Linked DNA regions of Homo sapiens: region 2 is linked to region 1. A link is a loop called in an ENCODE intact Hi-C map of the cell type or tissue named here. Cell type or tissue: mammary epithelial cell. All regions are shown on one strand. Each heading gives the region's core, and the rest is flanking DNA. Links, peaks and the distances in the headings are about the cores only.

The links. A loop is a pair of places that touch in the nucleus more often than their neighbours do. Peaks named below come from ENCODE experiments on the same cell type or tissue, not always from the same donor. Only the 100,000 strongest peaks of a DNase experiment are listed, where the experiment ranks them.
Region 2: it touches region 1 in a loop (4-fold over the local background); 1 of 110 quality-filtered maps calls a loop at or near these places.

What each region holds. Positions count from the first base shown.
Region 1 is chr5:61,918,169-61,922,573 of GRCh38, reverse strand. No RefSeq gene overlaps it. Among named protein-coding and RNA genes, the nearest start is that of LINC03123, 180 kb to the right of the region's middle. In mammary epithelial cell, for the core only: no CTCF peak of the experiment used is centred there; a DNase peak (open chromatin) is centred at 2,403; H3K27ac peaks cover 2,533 bases.
Region 2 is chr5:61,864,880-61,869,284 of GRCh38, reverse strand. No RefSeq gene overlaps it. Among named protein-coding and RNA genes, the nearest start is that of LINC03123, 130 kb to the right of the region's middle. In mammary epithelial cell, for the core only: no CTCF peak of the experiment used is centred there; a DNase peak (open chromatin) is centred at 2,144; H3K27ac peaks cover 574 bases.

The DNA.
Region 1 (4,405 bases), core at 197-4,196:
ACTTGGGAAACCTAAGTGAATCAAGCAGCCTCTCTTTCTAGAGAAATGTGACCTTAAATATATTCTCCCAACTATTTGCATGGCTGGTAAGTGTAACATTTGCATTTTCTTTTTAAACCATAATAAGGAGAATTAAAATCCTATGATTAAGCATTTAAGATAAAATTTAAGGGCCATGGTTATTCATTAGGAAAGTACCACGTACTTAAAATTCAATCAGATTTCAAATGGACTTCTTTTTTTCTATATACAATTGCATGTCATAGACTTGACATTTCTGTCTATCTTCTGTGTCTTTCCAACGTGGTTTATAAGATTTTATTCACACCTGTAGCATTTTAGGGAAGGAAGAATAAATTTTTCCAAGTTTAGTATGGGCTACTTTTCATTTCCCTACAGGATTTTTCAATTCTTATTTTCTCCCTTCGGTTGCTTTAGGCTGAACAGAGAATAGTATATGATAAGCATGAGGTGATTACAATAAATTTGCCTACCTGCATGGAGCTTACAGTCTAGAAGGAAAGGCACAATTCAGAAATAGACCTCTGTATATATAAGACTTTATATCTGATAAAAGAGTATAATAATTTAGCAGGAAATATTGAACATTTGAAAATAGAGTTCAATGTAGATTTTAATCTACTGCTATGTTCTGCTATCTATTCCAGGTAGATTAAAATAAAAATCTTTGAAATAAAAATCATAAAGGGAAAACAAAAGGCAAATATTTAGCTATTCTCTGTATGGAGGAAGGATTGTCTACATTTAGAAACAAGAGAAAAATGATATAGAGAAAGAAAATAAATTTGAATAATATTTTAAATTGGATTTCAAAATAAAAGAGATAAGAAACAAAAACATTTGTCACAATAATGAAAAAGGTATAAACTGTTTATTATATAAAGAGCTCATTCAAATCAATATGCAAACAAGACAGCAATAAATAGGCAAAGGGAGAAGACCAATTAGAAAAGAGGGAACTCAAGGGTCCAAAGTGAAAAAAGGATTTAACTTCACAAATGCACAAATAAATACAAAGTAAAGCTATAATAAGTTACCACTAAATAGCGAAGATTATAATAGAGTCAATATTTGGTGATGGCAATAGTAGAGTGATCCCAACCTCAAAAAATGTAAAAATGGCTAGAAAAAACATGCCAAAATGTTAATGGTGGTTGCCCTGTGTTAATGCATACTTCAGATCCTACTGATGACAGTCGGCATTGGTGTGGCCTTCCTGTGTATCAATTTGACCTATATCAAGAGCCCTAAAAATATTATGTCCATTGTGTCTTCAGTATGTTGCTAGGTGGAAAAAGCAAATTATGAAATAATTTTTTATAATATGATCCCTGATTTTTTAGAAAGAAGGAAAGGAAGGAATGATGGAAGGAAGAAAAGAAAGAAGGAATTGTGTGTATGCAGAGACAAATAGTGGTGATTTTGTTTTCTTCTTTAAATGTCAGGGTTTGTTTGTTTTTGCAGAGTTTATATTGCCATAGAAAACAAAATTGTCTTTCAAAAGGAAGAAATTTGCAAAAAATGCTCATATCCTTTGACCCCTAATTCCCCATTTAGAAAATCATCTGAAGAAAAAGGCAAAAATGTAGACAAAGATTTGTATACAAATATGTGGTTAGAAATGAAAACAACACCAGGAGACTGTTTAAAGAAATTCTGGAGCAACTAAAAGATAGACCATTATGCAGTTGTTATAAATTATATGTCAGAAGGATTTTCAATGAAATGTTAAAATACATCTGACAAATTTTACACAAACAGAATAAAGCAAAACAAGATACAAAATTTTTTAAGAAGGATCCCAACCTCAAAAAATGTGAAAAAGACTGGGAAAAAAATATATGCCAAAATGTTAATAGTGGTTGCCCTAGGTAGATTAATTATGAAGGATTTTTGTTTTCTTCTTTATCTTTTGTTATGCTTGAAAACCCCAATTACTTAGTACCCCTTTTATAAGTGGGGGGAGCACCCTAGATTTTCTAACTCCCCAAATTAAGTTCTTCCCACAGTACCAGAATACAACAGTTCTCTTCAGTAAGGAGCTTTTCTACCTTGCCTTAAACCAGAAATGATGAAGTATCAGAAAGGGGCCATGAAACCTGCATGCCATTAAGAAAATGAAATTTCTACCAATAATCATCAGGCATCAGTATCTTCTACCTCCTTTGTCCAATGACACAACCACCAGCTAATGTCCATTATTTAGAATGACATACTGTACAACTAAACACAACCAGCCAGCAGTCCGCACTCAGAGGACATCATTTCTAGAAACACAGCCTCCAGAAGCTGTTATGCTTTCCAGCAAGGATCAGTGGCATTGCCACATACAGTACCTTGGACGGCTGCATCACTGGGTGCCTTGAGTAATCGCTAGGTAAACATCCGAGCACCAGTTGCAAAAAGATACTCCTGTGGGTAGTAAAAAATGTTCTCTATTTGCGAGTTGAGGCTTACGCCTGTGTTTTGGAGATACCTGAATTGGTTTGGCTCTTTTCCAATTATAATCTGTTTGTAATCACCCTGGGTCTGTAACATCAAGCAGTGTTATGAGGGAATTAATTCTTTCTATGTGACAGTTGTTAGTGTAATTCATGTCCTTGTTTTTAATTGCTGGATCAAATTACTTTGTAGATTATTTCATATTTCATCCCAAGAGAAAGGAATAGAAAAAAATGCACAGTGCCTCTGGTGACTTATTTGTTTAGTCTACCCAGAAAAAAAAAAAAAAAGCAGAATTAAAAAGATTGACTTTCTAAACAAAATGGTTCTTCTCTATCCTTGGAGTATATTTTGAATGATTTTAGATGGAAAGTTAGCCGAAGTACATTCTTCTTGTTTAAACACTCTCGGAACTAAGTTTATTTTTATAACAGTTCTGCCAAAATAATGGCCATAAAGGTCACAAAGCAGTATCTCCTAAGAAATACCTTGAAAAGGATTTACAATTCAATGCTCTTTCGTTAAAAGAAGCACCTTGAAGATAAGAAATTAATGAGATTTAGAATAATTTATTAAGGAACACCTAATAGACTCTCATGAGATTCAAATGTCAAGACGTTTAAAAAAACACAAAAGAAATTTAGCAAATGCAAATTATATTTGGGGGAAAAAAGACAAAGAGTATTTGAAAAATCTTATAAATGTTTATTTTTGCAGCACTGCAATTTAATCCTTGTATTTGAATACATACCCGCCAGACATTTCATATGTTTTTGATTCTAATGTTTGGAATCTCAGAAAGAACCAGTAATGATTTCTTGGTGTCTTATAAGGTGAGAGTTTACTTGCAGGCTGACAGGGAAGTAAAAGCCCAGATAAGACAAGCTCACAGAACTGAAAAGCTATGGAGAAAATTCATTGTTCTATTTATTTCCACTTTGTGATGAGTTGAGTTGAGAGCAAAATGTATTTATAACAATGGGACACTTGAAATGAACTGTTGCTGTAGCTGTCCAAGGCCAGCCAACATTCATATTGCCTCATAAATAGTCATCTTATAAAGTAGACCTGAGTGATAAACTAAAGAGGAATTATAGATCAGTGATCACTTAAAAGCAAGCACCAGGGAAATTGATAAATACTGCCTGCTGCCTGGCAAATAAAAAACACAGTCATCATTAGAGAAGGAGCTGGAACTTGCTGATTGCTGGGAAATTACAGCAATAGATAAATGAACAGACCTACTCACTCGGGGCAAAGGTGCCTTGTAGTTCAGGTAACAAAGTACTGTCAACATGGAAAGGTCCTTGAAGTAGGAGCTGAACCTGCTACCCTGAAAACAGAAGCCATATATACACACACAGTGTTGAAAAGCTGGCAGCCCTGAGTCCGTTTGCTCAGCCAGAGTGCTGAATGTATTATTACCACTGTCATCTTTGAAAGGGGAAAAAGAGATGTCCATAAAAATAAATATCTTTTCCACCATTGGAACTATTACATGATTGCAAAGAATTCATGTGATCACTTATATCTTATTATAAACCCAGTCCATTCTAGTCTATTATAGGAAACCAAGGTGATTATATTGGTTTAAAAATTGGTTCTGTTTCCCTATTTTTAAAATATGTTGTTTGAGGCCGGGCATGGTGGTTCATGCCTGTAATCCCAGCACTTTGGGAGGCCGAGGTGGGCAGAATGCCTGAGGTCAGGAGTTTGAGACCAGCCTGACCAACATGGAGAAGCCCTGTCTCTACTAAAAATACAAAATTAGCCAGACGTGGTGGCACATGCCTGTAATCCCAGCTACTTGGAAGGCTGAGGCAGGAGAATCTCTTGAACCCGGGAGGCAGAGGTTGTGGTGAGCCAAGATCATGCCATTGCACTCCAGCCTGGGCAACAAGAGCAAAACTCTGTCTCAAAAAATGTATATATTTGTTTGTTT
Region 2 (4,405 bases), core at 260-4,259, 53 kb after region 1:
AAGGAGAACACAACCTCACTTCTGTGAGATTCGCATCTGAGATGCTTAACTGGAATCTAGTCATCAGGAAACATCAGACAAATGTGAATTGAGGGACATTCTGCAAAATAACCTGCTGATAGCCTTCAAACATGTCAAAACTTTCAAATAAGTCATGAGAGTTAAGAAAAGACTGGGAACTGTTCCAGACAGAAGGAGACTAAAGAGGCATAGCAACTAATGTGCATTCAAACTGGGTCCATTTGCTATAAAGAACATTGTTGGGACAACTGGCTAAATGCGAAAGAAGCCTGAGGATTAGAGTCCTCAGACTCTAATGAATCCATGCAGACTTCCTGATTTTGATGGTTGAATCCTGTTTATCTGGAGAATGTCCTTGTTTGTAGAAATACACATTAAAGTTGAGGGGTGATGTGATGAAATATGTTTGACAGTTTACTTTCAAGTGGTTCAGAGAAAAGAAGTTCTTAATTGTGAACTTGCAACTTTTCTATATATTTGTTTCAAAATTTTAAAAAGTATTTTCTCCCATGTTCTCACTTATAAGTGGGAACTGAACAATGAGAACACAGGGACACAGGGAGGGGAACGACACACATTGGGACCTGTGGGGGTGGGGGGAAAGAGAGCACCAGGATAAATAGCTAATGCATGTGGGGCTTAATATCTAAGTGATGGGTTGATAGGTGCAGCAAATCACCATGGCACATGTTTACCTATGTAACAAACCTACATGTTCTGCACATGTATCCCAGAACTTAAAATTTAATTTAAAAAAGATTAAAAACAATTTATTAAAAAGTGTTTTTAACCTAAAAAAAAATCTTGGTGCTTTTGCTCTTCTGCCGTTGCCATGATGAACTTCTCCCTAGGCAGTTGCTGCCTTCTCAGCCTGGGCCCTTGAATGAACACACACGGAGGAGACATGAGGTGAGCCAGACCCTAGGATATAAACCTGGCTATACCCGCAGCTTGAAGCAGAGCTGTGCAGCCAAGCCCAGCTGAAAGCAGCCAAGCCCTAGGTCTGCAACTTGAATTTTGACTGAAGGGCTACAACGCTGAAAACAGTTGGAGTAACTTTTAGTCAAAACGGAACGTTATGCTGCAGAACTGGGTCACTGAGGGAACTGCAACCTCTTCTGTGATCAGCACACAACTGACTCCAGTTCTGTAATCAGGAAGCCAGCAGGTTCAGTAAACTGCTAGACCCAGGATACTGCAGTCACTACTGCTGCTGTCTCCAGAACCCTGCTGCACCTGCAAAGATGGTCCCAGCAGAATAGAGGCCTCATGCCCTCCTTCTCAGTACCTACCAACTGGTGTTTGGACACTGGGTATCCATCACTGCTGCAGAAAACCAGACCCCTTCATGTTTCTGCTTAACAACAGGAACAGTGGAAGCAGCAAGACCAAAGCCATGACTGAGATCACTCCTTTCAAACCTCATGCAAGTGCACCTGATTAGCCAGACCCAAATTTCATTCTCATCACTATCTCCAAGGGAATCTTGGAGATGTAGTTTTTAGCTTTCAAATCTCAGTATTACATGAAGGCATGCTACAAGGAGGATGAAACTGATGTTGTGTGTCAAACCATCATACCCATCAGAGAGAGGGAGGGACGAAGGAAGAAAGAAAAAAACGGAAGGAAAGAAGGGAGGGAGGGAGGAAGGAAGGAAGGAAGGAATGAAAGAAAGAAATCGTATATTGTACTTTATTTAGACAATGGTATACTACACAGTAATGAAATTGAATAAGTTAAAGCTAAGAAAATCAACCTGTGTAAATCTCAATATAATAATGTACCAAAAGGAAGTCATAAAATAATAGTGTTAATACCATTCATATAAGGTTAAAAACACTACAAAACAATACTATATATTCTTAAAAGGAAACACAAATTTGTAGTGAAATTCTACAAGCACACATTGGAATGATGGGTCAGATTTATCTTTTCAGAGGGAGGGACATGGAAGAATGGGTTTGGGGAGAGTACACAGGGTGTCTCCATTATCTATTGCTGTGTAACAGGCCACTCCAAAATTAATGGCTTTAAAGCCACAACTACGTGTTTGCTCATGATTCTGTGGGTTGGCAACTGGGCAGGGCCTGGTTATGATGACTCATCTCTGTTCCACGTGATGTTAGCTGTGCTCACTCATACATCTTAGGCCAGTTGGTTTGTCATCTGGGGCTTGTTGTACCCAGATGTCCTCACTCACAGGTCTTGGTCTTAAGCTTTGATGCTTAGATCTCTCCCTTTCTATGAGGTCTCTCCTCACGAACCCTCTCATCCTCAAAGAGGCCAGACTGGGCTTGTTCACAAAATTACAACATTCCAAGAGAGTGAGAGAGGAAGTTGTGAAGCTTCTCCCTGAAGGCCAAGGCCTAGGCCTAGAAGTAATATAATGTTGTTCTATCACATCCTGTTGTTCAAAGCAGTAATGAGGTCAGTCCAGAGTCAAGGGATGGAGAAATAGACTCTTGATGGAAGAGCTGCAAAGAATTTGCATCCACAGTTGCTGTATCTATTATGCAATAGATAATAGAGATCCCAATAGATAATGGGAGTTCCCAATGGGTATATAATATACTATTTAAGCAAATATAGCAACAGCTATATGTGTGATTTGATAATGCTGGGTAATAGGTACAGTTGTTCACTACAAGTTTCCTATACTTGTTCTTTAGGTTTGAAATATGACTATACATTTATGTATGTTCCTTAGAGCTCAAGAGCTGTTCAAGTTCTTGCCTTACCAGAACCTAATTATTCAGCTGTCTTTTCAGTTCTAGAATATAGTTCACAGACGTCTAAAGCATTTAGTTTGTGATAAAGAACAAACTGTCTTTGGAGAAGAGTTTTATTTGAATTATAGGAGTTCATGGCTGAGCAGGAGTTGGAACTCGGTGCTTCTGGCATGTGCACTTTAGGCATCTATTTATTGCCACTGATTTTTAGAGAGGCCAAAGAGACTCTTAGGCTAAACTCTATTCAGAATTAAGATTCAGAGATGTACAGATAGAGGGTGAACTGGGATAGCTCTGGTGAAAGCCAGATTACAGAGTGGAGGGTGATGTTTCTATTGGTTCATGAGCAAGGACTGCAAGGAAAAAAAACAGGACTGGCCCAGCACACCACACTCAACAGGAGGGCCTCACTGTGAGAGAAAGTTTTAGTTCATGGCACTGTGTGGCAGCTAGTACTGAAAATGATCCCAGGTCAGTCTGTGCATCAGGAAGAGAAGAACAATTGAGAAATTAAAGGGCTGCTTTGCTAAGGACACGAATGATTTGGGGCTTAAGCAATCCTGGTTGGGAATCCCCAAAGTGATGGGACTGCAAGAGTGTTTTTCTTCTCAATTTGTCTGAGATATGATGAAATTCTGAGCCCAAAGCATATTGATGCCTGCTCAGTATTATCAAGATGGGTGGGATAAATCTCTCTTATAAATGGTGTTGGATTTGATGGCCATGTAAGAGAGGCCCACAGCCTCAGAGTGGCCTCTCTGTGGAAACAGGAGGCTGGGCTAGCCAGTCCAGACTCAGGGGTTGACCAGGTATCAGGCCAGTTTGCACACACACATAGGCACAGCCTTGGAATTCCCAGAAATATTTCAGGAGGAGAATTCTACAGAAAGCATCTTCCTCTTGTCAAGGAAAGGGAGAGCTGGAGTCCATTGAGATTGGAATTTTAATCAATTCAAGAGATACTGATTCTCAATGGCTCTAGACACTAATGTAGCATTTATATTTTGTTAGCATTAATGCAACTGACATTTAGCATCTCTTTAATTACAAGATGTTTATGGTATCTATACAGAAGTCATTTCAGATTCTAAAGCCTCAGGATACTGAAAGCATGTTTAGAATGTGCTTTCTTTAAGTACTGAATTTAGTCAGACTATTCCAGAGAGCAGACTACTCCTCCATCAGTGTTGGGGATTTGAATGGCTGTTCCTTTTATTAGTTAATCATGTGATGATGACCACCAGCTGCTTCAGTGGATCTGACGCTCTTTCCTCTTCTTCCTCTTCAACCCACAATGAATCTCAAATTCTCCTGTTTTTGATTAGCTTTATTAAGGTGTAATTTACATACAGTGAGATTCACTAATTTTAAAAGGGCAGTTTGATGGATTTTTGACAAATGCGAAAGGTAGTATAACCATGACCACAATCATGATACAGACATTTTTGTCATCCCCAAATATTTTCTTGTGCTCTTTGCCCTGGCAACCATTGATCTGCTTTCTATTACTATATCTTTTACTCTTTTAGCATTTCATATAAATGGAATCATACGGGGAGTAGTCATTTGTGTTTTTTTCACTTAGCATATTGCTTTGAATATTCATCCATATTGCCAAGCGTCGTAGTAGTTCATTCCTTTTTATTGCTCATTAT